Regions from separate parts of the Homo sapiens genome. Here regions 2 and 3 are each linked to region 1. Evidence: chromatin contacts called from ENCODE Hi-C or POLR2A ChIA-PET data. All regions are on one chromosome and are shown on one strand. The core of a region is the stretch at or near the end of the contact, and the rest is flanking DNA. Distances in the headings are between cores, read along the strand shown.

Evidence for each region. A loop is a pair of places that touch in the nucleus more often than their neighbours do. ChIA-PET counts read pairs that join two places held with the same protein, here RNA polymerase II (POLR2A). Pooled maps may share reads with other maps.
Region 2: a map of astrocyte of the cerebellum shows a loop between it and region 1 (2.9-fold over the local background). The contact joins two enhancer-like sites. A Hi-C loop is called at or near these places in 2 of 168 maps with a recorded cell type or tissue (astrocyte of the cerebellum and naive thymus-derived CD4-positive, alpha-beta T cell) and 3 of 50 pooled maps. POLR2A ChIA-PET finds 5 or more read pairs at or near these places in 9 of 52 experiments (HEK293T, T-cell, activated B cell and 5 more).
Region 3: a loop to region 1 is called in a map with no recorded cell type, with 2.1 times the contacts of the local background. The contact joins two enhancer-like sites. A Hi-C loop is called at or near these places in 1 of 37 single-sample maps with no recorded cell type and 2 of 50 pooled maps. POLR2A ChIA-PET finds 5 or more read pairs at or near these places in 5 of 52 experiments (AG04450, GM12878, PC-9 and 1 more).

What each region holds. Positions count from the first base shown.
Region 1 is chr14:102,847,796-102,851,407 of GRCh38, forward strand. The region is part of intron 2 of TRAF3 (TNF receptor associated factor 3); the gene reads left to right. Among named protein-coding and RNA genes, the nearest start is that of TRAF3, 72 kb to the left of the region's middle. Within about 2 kb of position 2,041, at least 15 of the 41 ENCODE cell types and tissues checked have a DNase peak (open chromatin) inside an H3K27ac peak, as active enhancers do.
Region 2 is chr14:102,797,885-102,801,496 of GRCh38, forward strand. All of the region lies in intron 1 of TRAF3 (TNF receptor associated factor 3), which reads left to right. Among named protein-coding and RNA genes, the nearest start is that of TRAF3, 22 kb to the left of the region's middle. RefSeq lists an enhancer at 934-983. Within about 2 kb of position 1,832, at least 2 of the 41 ENCODE cell types and tissues checked have a DNase peak (open chromatin) inside an H3K27ac peak, as active enhancers do.
Region 3 is chr14:102,896,947-102,900,558 of GRCh38, forward strand. It overlaps TRAF3 (TNF receptor associated factor 3), which reads left to right. Exons shown (of 12, transcript NM_145725.3): 10 at 315-455. Among named protein-coding and RNA genes, the nearest start is that of AMN, 24 kb to the right of the region's middle. RefSeq lists an enhancer at 3,238-3,612. Within about 2 kb of position 1,930, at least 4 of the 41 ENCODE cell types and tissues checked have a DNase peak (open chromatin) inside an H3K27ac peak, as active enhancers do.

The DNA of each region.
Region 1 (3,612 bases), core at 791-3,290:
CATTCTTCAGCAGATGTATTTGACTTTCTATATACATGGCACTTTGGTTTGGTTTGTGTCTGACCTTATTTTTATTTTTCATTTTTTTTCAAACCAGTATTAAACTGAAAATAATAGACGTCATACCTCATGGCCCAGGAATGAGTGAATAAGTTGGAAAACCAAGAGTAGTGGCCTGCATCTCTTTGTCCAAGGCCTACTTTCCAAAATCTCTCGGCCCTACCCTTCCCTAGAAGGTTCCCCACTGCAAGGAAGGCACAGGCAGCCTGGGGGTGTGACCTGCCTCATGGAGTATTGCATTTTTTGATACAAGAACTATTTGCTCCTTAACATCTTTCTCTAGGAGTTTGAAAGAAAAGAAATTACTCTGTGTTTCAGTCTCTAACTTGTGATTGAGTGGCTGAGGTGGGAGGATCTCTTGAGCCCAAGAGTTCGATACCAGCCTGGGCAACACAGTGAAACTCTGTCTAAAAAAATAAAATAATTAACTGGGGGTGGTGGTGTGTGCCTGTAGTCCCAGCTACATGGGAGGCTGAGGCAGGCGGATCACTTGAGCCCAGGAGTTCCAGGCTGCAGTGAGCTAGGATCATGCCACTGCTGCCCAGGCTGGCCATAGACCAAGACCCTGTCCCTTTAAAACATAATAATAATCTTTCATATGTTAGAATGTTAAAAATAAGTATAAGAAGTTTGAAATGTTTGCATCCAAAGTGAGATTTAATACATAGCTATTTTTGATAAATTGAAAAGTGTCAAGAAAACTGCTGTTTAAATTTCATTTATAATCATGATCTCATAATAGTACCATTCAATTTTCTCCAATAGTCTCTGGTATTTTTAGTTTGTTTGAAGCAGCGTCCAAATAATTGCAGTTAACTGATAGGTCTGTTAAGTCTCTTAATCAATAGAATACTTTTCCCCATCCCTTTTTTCCTTGCATTTTATTTGTTGGAAAATCCAGGCTGATTGTTCAGTAGTCAGAAGTTCCCTCATTCTGGCCTTTGCTGTTTCCACTGGACATGTTCTTCTGCCTGTGGGTGGATATAGAGGCTCGATCGCTTTCTGGCTCAGCCTTTCAGCACAGGTACTTCAGAGGTGCGTGATGCCCTCACCAGGAGGCACACATCTGCACTGATGTGAGATCCAGTGTTGTTGTTGTTGTTTTTTCCTTTTGTCTTTTTTATTTAAAAATCATGGGGTCTTGCTATGTTGCCCAGGCTGGTTTTGAACTCCTGGCCTCAAGCAGTCCTCCCACCTCCGCCTCCCAAAGTATGCTGCAAGCTTAAGCCATGGCGCCTGGCAGATCTAGTGTTTTTTGAAATCTCATGTTTTATTCTAACAATTGATCGAAACATTATAATCTGCTTCTCAATATGGCCATGTTTTATGCTTTTCACGTCTTCAAATACAGTTGACACTCCAGGAAGATGAACCTTATCACATTTGCAACTTCTGCCCCTTATACAGCCCCGGGGCTCCAGCCCCATGTGGCAGGCGTGACCTAGGGGAAGCCTCCATCTGGAGAAGTGCTGCCTGCACTTGGTTGCATATCGAGTGGACTGAGCCCTTGGCTCCTCTCGCTGCTTCCTGTCCAGATGGCAGGACTCTGGTCGTGGGCCAAAAGAGGCACAGTGTCTTTGCATATAATAAGGATTGAATGAATACTTTTTAAAAATCCTAACTCTTATGAACCAAGGGATACTGACAATGCTGGGCCCCAAATAACTATTGTTTTCTCAAAGGCTTTAAGACCATGTGTTATACTGTGATTTAATCAGGTTCTTTCCTAGGAGTCTGCCTGAGTCACTTGGTCTGTGTGTCTCTCCCTCCCTGTCCTAAGGGGGCTTTTCATGTGTGACTGTGTTCTGCCTGCCTGTCTGGTAAGAATCCAGCCTCCTGTTACTTGCCCAGGATGCTGACTGTGGGCCCTCTCCCGCAGTGGAACATTTGGCATCAGGTACCAGGAACAGAGTCAGTATGCTGAAATGTTTGCATGAATGTGGATTTTCAGAAAGCTTTCTTATCAGCAGGGCACACCTGTCTGTTCGTGATCTTTGCCCTTCTCCCTTTATTGGCATCACTTGGACGATACCTTTAATTGCCCTGCTGGGCTTGATGTTGAGCTGCTTTTCTCCATGTGTGTCGTGTTTTGTGCTTTCTTGCGGCAGGAGCCTTTTGCTTTGTTTATCTGATGCTTCCCTTTTTTGGTTTTCCCCGGGCTTTCCAGCTCTTGGAGCACCCTTTTGTCAGCAGATGTACTTTTGTTTCCAGTTTTTAAATTCTAATTACAGTGTAACTCAACTAAAATCATGGAACTGGGGAACATAAAACAAATCATTAGGGTAATGGAGGCATAGAAGAAAGTGAAAGGAATCCAGTCCACCTCTTTGCTGTACTAGGTATGGATATGCCTCAGCTGTGAGTGAGGGCCTTCCTGAGTAGCTGACTACAAACTAAACTTTTATGAAAGAATTTTCTTAAATAATTAGAGATGCCTTTCATTTAGCTAAAAACAAGACCTCAAAATACAGTAAATTCATGTCTAAGACTGTAGCAAACAGTAAGTAAAGTAATAGAGTAAAAATTCTGCTTAAAGAAGACTGCAGAATAAGAATTGCAGGCCGAGCGTGCTGGCTCACACCTGTAATCCCAGCACTTTGGGAGGCCGAGATGGGTGAATCACTTGAGGTCAGGAGTTCAATACCAGCCTGGCCAACATGGTGAAACCCTGTCTCTACTAAAAATACAAATAGTTGGGCATGGTGGCACACACCTGTAATCCCAGCTACTCAGGAGGCTGAGGCAGGAGAATCGTTTGAACCTGGGAGGCGTAGGATTGAACCAAGATTGCGCCACTGCACTCCAGCCTGGGCGATAGAGTGAGACTCCGTCTAAAAAAAAAAAAAAAAAAAAAAAAGTTACAGCGCTCAGAGTGCCAGATGCTGCGCTCCTGGTAGTTTCTGGTCTTGGCCCTTCCTTAGCTCAAAGTGCACTGGCATAGGTGCCATTTTTTAGTCACACAATTCCCTTCATTGTAATTTTCTTAGCACTGTCTTTGCTTAGTGGATCTGTTGTTGCCATTCAGCAGTACATTTCTCTCTGTGTGGAAGCAAACATCTTCTCAAACCTGATGCTCAGTGAGGATAGGCAGTGGGCTATTAAATAGGCAGTGGCCTCAGATTCCCAGCATGTGTATGATTGCCGTGCTAACCAGAGGCGCATGTGTCCAGCATCTGGGCATTGGAACCTGCAAGCTGCTCCCCCAAATCAGGATGCCAAACATTAATTGGCAAGTTACTAAAAGTTGCCTCAAATACCATCTTTAATGCATTTAACTGAATTTGCATAATTTTTCTTTATCAGCACAATAATTATTATAAATATTGTAGAATTGCCATTAACTTATAATTGTCATATCTAAATTTTAGGATAAAAATAGAACTTAACTATTTTTATACCCATATATAAGCAAGTGAAGTAAAGGTATTTATGTTTAAATCAAGAAATCTAATCAAAGGTTTTTACAATCCTTCCAAATATGCAATCTCACTTATTTCTTGCCACTTCTGGTGATAGGTCTGTGTGTGGAAGACACGGGATTCCTGCCTGTCC
Region 2 (3,612 bases), core at 582-3,081, 50 kb before region 1:
GCACCACCACGCCTGGCTAAGTTTGTATTTTTAGTAGAGACAGGGTTTCACCATGTTGGTCAGGCTGGTCTCCAACTCCTGACCTCAGGTGATCTACCTGCCTCGGCCTCTCAGAGTGCTGGGATTACAGGTGTGAGCCACCACGCCCAGCCTAGGCACTCGTATTTCTTAGTCGGGAAAGAGAGGACAGGATATGTCCACCACACATTCACCAGTTCAGCATGTATTAACTACTGTGTGCCTGACTAAGCTTAGGTACTCAGTGTATTTTCATGTAAAGAAAAACAACATTTAAAACATTTAAGTGAGCACTGACCAAATCTAGCTTAGTTCAGAAAACCCTTTTTTTTTTTTTGAGACTGGGTCTTGCTCTGTTGCCCAGGTTGGAGTGCAGTGGTGCGATCACAGCTCACTGTAGCCTCGACCTCTCAGTCTCAAGTGATCCTCACTTTCTAAGTTTCCAACATTTTTTGGGCCAGGTACGGTAGCTCACACCTGCAATCCCAGCACTTTGGGAGGCAAAGGTGAGCAGATTGCTTGAGTTCAGGAGTTTGAGACCAGCCTGGGCTTTATGGAGACCTCATCTCTATAAAACAAATATAAAAACTAGCCAGGTGTGGTGGCGTGTGCCATTAGTTCCAGCTCCTCAGGAGGCTGAGGTAGGAGGACAGCTTGAATCTGGGAGGCAGAGGTTGTGGTGAGCTGAGATCGCACCACTGCACTCCAGTCTGGGCGACAGAGCGAGACCCTGTCTCAAAAACAAAATTTTTTTTGTAGAGATGGGGCCTCTATGTTGCCCAGGCTGGTCTCAAATTCCTAGGTTCAGGTGATCCTCCTGATTCGGCCTCCCAAATGGCCGGGATTATAGGCATGACCACTGTACCCGGCCTCAGCAGACCTTTGTAAAGCACTTCATGGGTGCCAGTCCTGCTGTTACAGTGCTAGGTAAATGCATAAAAATGCTCCATGAGGCATTCTGTGTTCTCAGGAAATTCAGACTGCCAGTTTCAGTCTGGAACGTGACACTTTATGAAGGAGGCAATAGAACAAAAAAAGGACAAATTACAGGATTAGTAATTATCAAAAGCTAATACCGAGGTCAGAATAGGACTCTTGTTCAGTTTACATGAGGAATTTAACCAAATGAGCTTCTGCAGAGAACCAGCATTAGGGTGGTGACCAGGCTGGGGTACATACATGTCATATCAGAAGTGACCTGAGACTGGGTGTGAGAAGCAGTGGCTGATTTGGACTACTGAAAGCAGAATTAAGAGTCTGGTGGCATTGGGGGGAGATTAGTGCTGTGGAAGTCCTGCTCAGAGTCTTTCTCATGATGGGTACATTTGGGAGGAGCTTAGCAGACATCAGAGGACCTGCAGAGAGTTGACACAGCGGGAGGAACCAGCTGCACTACCACTCATGTTCTTTTCCATCTTAGCATCTCGTGAGCATAATTCAGAATACACAGTTTGATTAAGTATGTGCAGATTCCATTCAGTTCATGAATTCATTCCCACAGTGTAGCCTAGCCCAAGTGTTAGCACTTCTTTACTTGTTTTTGTTGTTGTTGTTGTTTGTTTTTTTGAGACGGAGTTTCACTCTGTCGCCCAGGCTGGAGTGCAATGGTGCGATCTCTGCTCGCTGCAACCTCCGTCTCCCAGATTCAGGCAGTTCTTCTGCCCCAGCCTCCTGTGTAGCTGGGACTACAGGCACATGCCACCATACCTGGCTAATTTTTGTATTTTTAGTAGAGATGGGGTTTCACCATGTTGGTCAGGCTGGTCTTGAACTCTTGCCCTCAAAGGACCTGCGTGCCTTGGCATCTCAAGTGCTGGAATTACAGGCTGAGCCACTGCTCTTGGCCAAGCACTTCTTTTCTCATAGTCTTCTGCTAAGTATTTCCTTCTGTCAGCTGCCAGGCAGCAATAGTTTTCACATTTGTTTGTGGTTGTCCTCTAGAACTTGGCCTTTAGTGTGGTATGTGTAGGATTTTGTTGATTCCAAGGGAGGGTGAAAAATGCTGTGATCCCCAGAACCTGGGATGGCTGGGGTATGTTGTCTCTGAGGAATTTAATAACATTTTGTGGTCATTGCTGGAATCTTCCTAGACTCCTTTGATGGAAAGTAGGGACTCCAAGGGGAACTCCTGACTGGGCTTGCGGGCTGCCTTCTCAGAGCCCTACTTTATTAGTGATTTATTTCTCTTAATGGGCTATTAGAAATGACCACAAAAACTGAGGCCCCCACCCATACAATTTCTATCAGTTAAGACCCTGGAAATTCAGATTTAGAGGGAATTTTTAAAGAACTCCTGGGAGTGCTGATGCCCTGCTGGACTGGGAGCCTCTGGTCCAGTGGAAGCAGCACATTCCCTCCAGGAGCCCCAGTGCTTTAGGAATGCAGTTTCCCAGGCCCTGCCTCAGACCTGCCGACTCACAGTCAGCTCTCAGAGAGGCTGTTAGGTGATCATTGCGTTCATTTAAGTGTGAGAAGCACCGTGCAGGCTTTGGGTGAGAGAGTCGGGGTTCATACCTTGCCTCTCTTCTTTCCCAGCTGCATGAACTTGACCAAGTTATTTGGCCTTTCTGAACCAGGACCGTAGCACATAAAGTGAGTGCGATGGTGCAGGCCCCAGTTCCTCAGCCACAGTGCTGAAACCCCAGAGCCTCTGAAAATGGAATGTTTTTTCATAGATTTGGTGCCACTTGGCCTGAACTTATGTGAGGCTATTTATAATCTCTATTCCACTTAATATGAATATTTCATTATTTTACCACAGATGGTTAATTAACATGTTTCCTGTTCTTTTCCTTTTTTTTTTTTTTTTTTTTGAGAAGACTCTTGCTCTGTTGCCCAGGCTAGAATCAGTGGTGTGATCAAAGCTCTCTGCAGCCTTGAACTTCTGATCTCAAGAGATCTTCCCACCTCAGCCTCTCAAGTAGCGAGGACTACAGGCTTGTGCCGCCACACCCAGCTGATTTTTTAATTTAAATTTTGTAAAGAAAGGGTTCTGGCCGGGCGCGGTGGCTCACACCTGTAATCCCAGCACTTTGGGAGGCCAAGGCGGGCGGATCACGAGGTCAGGAGATCGAGACCACGGTGAAACCCCGTCTCTACTAAAAATACAAAAAATTAGCCGGGCGCAGTGGCGGGCGCCTGTAGTCCCAGCTACTCGGGAGGCTGAGGCAGGAGAATGGCGTAAACCCGGAAGGCGGAGCTTGCAGTGAGCGGAGATCGCGCCACGGCACTCCCGCCTGGGCGACAGAACGAGACTCCGTGTCTTCTCACTTTGTTACCTAGGCTAGTCTCAGACTCCTAGACTCAAGTGATCCTCCCACCTCGGCCTCCCAAAGTGCTGGGATTACAGTCAAGAGCCACCACACCCGGTGAATTAATGTGTTTTCTTATGGTTACTGCCTCAGACTTCCCTGGAGTGTTATATAATATATAATATATAAAATATGCGTACAATATTTCCTTTCTAAAATTCAAAAAATTCTGAACTCTGAAACACATCTGGCCTCGGTTTTGGATAAGGATTGTGGTGCTATAGATACCCAGCTTATAGGTGGGTCAGTATATGCCATGTTAGTGTGTTGGTATGTGTAGAAA
Region 3 (3,612 bases), core at 680-3,179, 49 kb after region 1:
CCTGTAGGCCTAGCTTACTCAAGAGGCTGAAGTGGGAGGATCACTTGAGCCCAGGAGGTCAAGGCTGCAGTGAGCTATGATTGCACCACTGCACTCCAGCCTGGGGACAGAGCAAGACCCTGTCTCTAGAGGGGAAAAAAAAGAAAGAAAGAAAAGTACCAGGACTGTCATTTTCTGTGTGAAGGGATTTTTTTCTTCTGAAACTCTGTCAATAAGCTAACAGAAGGCCTATATTGTGAAAATTTAATTGATATTGTTGTTAATTAATATGAAAACCACTTTTGGTTACATTAATTAAAGAATTTCTTTTTTAGGTTTCCTTGTTGCAGAATGAAAGTGTAGAAAAAAACAAGAGCATACAAAGTTTGCACAATCAGATATGTAGCTTTGAAATTGAAATTGAGAGACAAAAGGAAATGCTTCGAAATAATGAATCCAAAATCCTTCATTTACAGGTAAGAATCTTAGGACTACGGCCAGATCAAAGGGTGGAGGAGCTTGCCTGTGTTCCCCTTAAGGGTTTCTTAGCAAACTCTTTGAGCTGAGTCCTTGACCTTTGCAAGCAGAAAGGCAACTGATTTCTCTGGCCTAAGTGAAGGCTTAGAAAAGGCAGCTGGACTAGCACAGGCCCGGCCTGGGAAGCCGCAGGTCAGCGTTTTCAAACTGCCTTTTCTCTGGAGAGCAAGCCTCCACCCCTCTTCCATGCCTTTGATCTACCGTTGGAGAAATAAGATGCGAAGCTTGTATTTGTTAAATTAGCTGTTTTTATTATTTAAGATTTCATATTGTTCATGAGTAGTTGCTGTGTGCAAAGTCTCACTTCCTGCAGTGAGGTGCTGTGCAGCCCAGCTACTCTGTGTGAGCTTTCCAGTGACACGCGCTCACCCGCTGGGTTTCACTGTGGAAATCCACACGCACCTCCAGAAGAACAAACCAGTGAACCTTTGCTCCCCTGAATAGAGGCGATGATGTAAAGGGGACTGATGAAATGTCGCTTCTCCTGTCTTCTGTCGTCACAGGTGTCTGTGGGGTGCTTGTTAATAGATGATCATTGTAGATGCTCTCTGCACATTCACTTACTCGTGTGCATTTGTGATAGCACTTCCCATGGGTGTGTCACACACCGTGGAAGAATCACTCATGTCACTGAAGGGCCTGAACTTAGACGGTGTGTCCCTAGATTATCTGGAAGAGAAACTACTTCTAATAGCACAGAGTCATGGCATCTTTGAGAATGCCTTTTCTCCAATTTTTGACATTGGAGATGAGTCATAGTGACTTGAATTGCGTAGGGATTTATTAAATTAATTTCATTTTTATTATATTTTGTAGTTATCCAGAGAGAGAAGGAGAAAACACAATGAAACATTAGATTGTATTAGAAAAGGCACAAGTCATTAGCATTAAATCAAGCCAAATAAAGTACAATGTTTCTTAAAACACCAAGCCTCCCGCTGGAAGCCCCTAGCATTTTGCTGAGGGCCCAGTGATGTGTCAGTCATCAGACTGGCCAAGGCGACTGGTCAGGCCACTGCTGCGGGGCCCTGGCCATCCTGTGGCCCGCCTGCACCTGCGCTCCCTGGCAAGCAGCTCTGGCTGTTCATGAGATTATTGCTGTGTTTTGACCTGGGGCTCAGAGAGGCACTGGAAAGGCCGGGGAAATCACCTCTTAAAATAGCCACAACAGAAGGAAGAATGCACAAGTACTGGATTCATTTACAACAAAAAGTTAGAATATACACAGTGATGTACCAACGCCCCATCCCAAACCTCACATTTCCTCTGCATTCATCTTCAGTTTCTCCCCTTCCAGTCAGGTGTTGTCATTTACTTTCCTTTTTAGTCGAGTTTAATCACTCTATGGTATGTGATTTCTACTTGAAAACTTTTGTGATTGGATGAACCAATGAAGCATAAGTCAGAAAGAAAGGGGGAAGCCAAGTTGCCAAGGGCAGAGAAGTGAGGATGGAGTGGTGACGGCAGCGGTCAGTGTCCCTTGACCTGTGACGAGTAGAAGGTGATGGCGCACCTGCCTCTTCCCCACAGGAGGCTGGGCGTGGCGGAGAGCAGGTTGTGTTTAGGGAAGGGACTCAGAGCAGGCTGCCCGCGCCTGATTCCCCTGAGTGCAGGGACACGGCTCTGCCTGAAACATGTGAAAACTCTTCTCCATGTGACCTGTTGAGCAGGCGTGGTCTACACAGAAGGTCCTTCCAACCGTGTGGTTTTTTGAAAGGGGAAATTCAGTGTTACCTTTGGGACCACTGTGGGGTTGGTGGTCTTTGGCCAGGAGGATTCTGCACTGTCCATCCTCAGGAAATGCTGATTGAAAGCCTTCTGATGCCCAGAGGTGCTGGCTGTGTGGGAGCTGCACGGGGCCAGGCCATCCCTCTGCTGCTGCAGGCCCCGCCTACCCTCTTGAGCAGCAGCCCAGCTCAGCCGTGTTCCCCACTGTTTCATCCTCAGAGCCCTTCCTGTTGCCCCAGGAAGGGTTTATCGTAAAATCTTACTGTGGCCCAGAAAACCTCTGTGCCTGGCCACCGGTCACCTTCCCAGCTTCGCCCCACTCCCTGCGCTAAAGTGGACCCGCTCATTGTTCCTTGACAAGCTCCATGCTGCTGCACAGATGTCTTTTTCTCCTGCTTCCCTTCCTGGCCAGCTCCAGGCACTCCTCCAGCCATGTTTGTGGACCAGCTAGGTGATGAGGGCACACGTCACTTGGGGTCTTCTTCTTTCTTCCTTGTCTGATTCTCCAGTAGACCCTAAAGCCCTGGTGATGGCGGGAGTCGAAGCACAGAGGGCCCGATGGCCTGGCTGTGGCAGTGGGGGTGCAGGCAGGGGGTCAAGGAGTGGAATTCAAGAGTGTCTTTGCTTTTTTGCCTGTCCGGGGAACGATGAGTTCTTAATATTTTACTTCTTAAATATCCTGTTTTTCTTTATTAAGAAGACAGCCAGGCCGGATGCAGTGGCTCACATCTGTAATCCCAGCACTTTGGGAGGCCGAGGCGGGCGGATCATGAGGTCAGGAGATCGAGACCATCCTGGCTAACACGGTGAAACCCCGTCTCTACTAAAAATACAAAAAATTAGCCAGGTGCGGTGGTGGGCGCCTGTAGTCCCAGCTACTCGGGAGGCTGAGGCAGGAGAATGGTGTGAACCCGGGAGGCGGAACTTGCAGTGAGCCGAGATAGCGCCGCTGCAGTCAGGCGTGGGAGAAAGAGCAAGACTCCGTCTCGGAAAAAAAAAAAAAAAAAAAAAAAGACAGCCTAGGCCGGTAGGCCGGACACGGTGGCTCACACCCATATTCCCAGCACTTTGGAAGGCCGAGGCGGGTGGATCACGAGGTCAGGAGTTCAAGACCAGCCTGGCCAAGATGGCGAAACCCCGTCTCTACTAAAAATAGAAAAATTAGCTGGGCGCAGTGGCAGGCATCTGTAATCCCAGCTACTCGGGAGGCTGAGGCAGAAGAATCACTTGAACCCAGGCGGCAGAGGTTGCAGTGAGCAAAGATTGCGCCATTGCACTCGAGACTGGGTGACAGAGCAAGACTGTCTCAAAGAAAAAAAAGAAGATAGCATAGGTGCGAGCATGACCCAGGCTTCTGGTGTCAGTGGA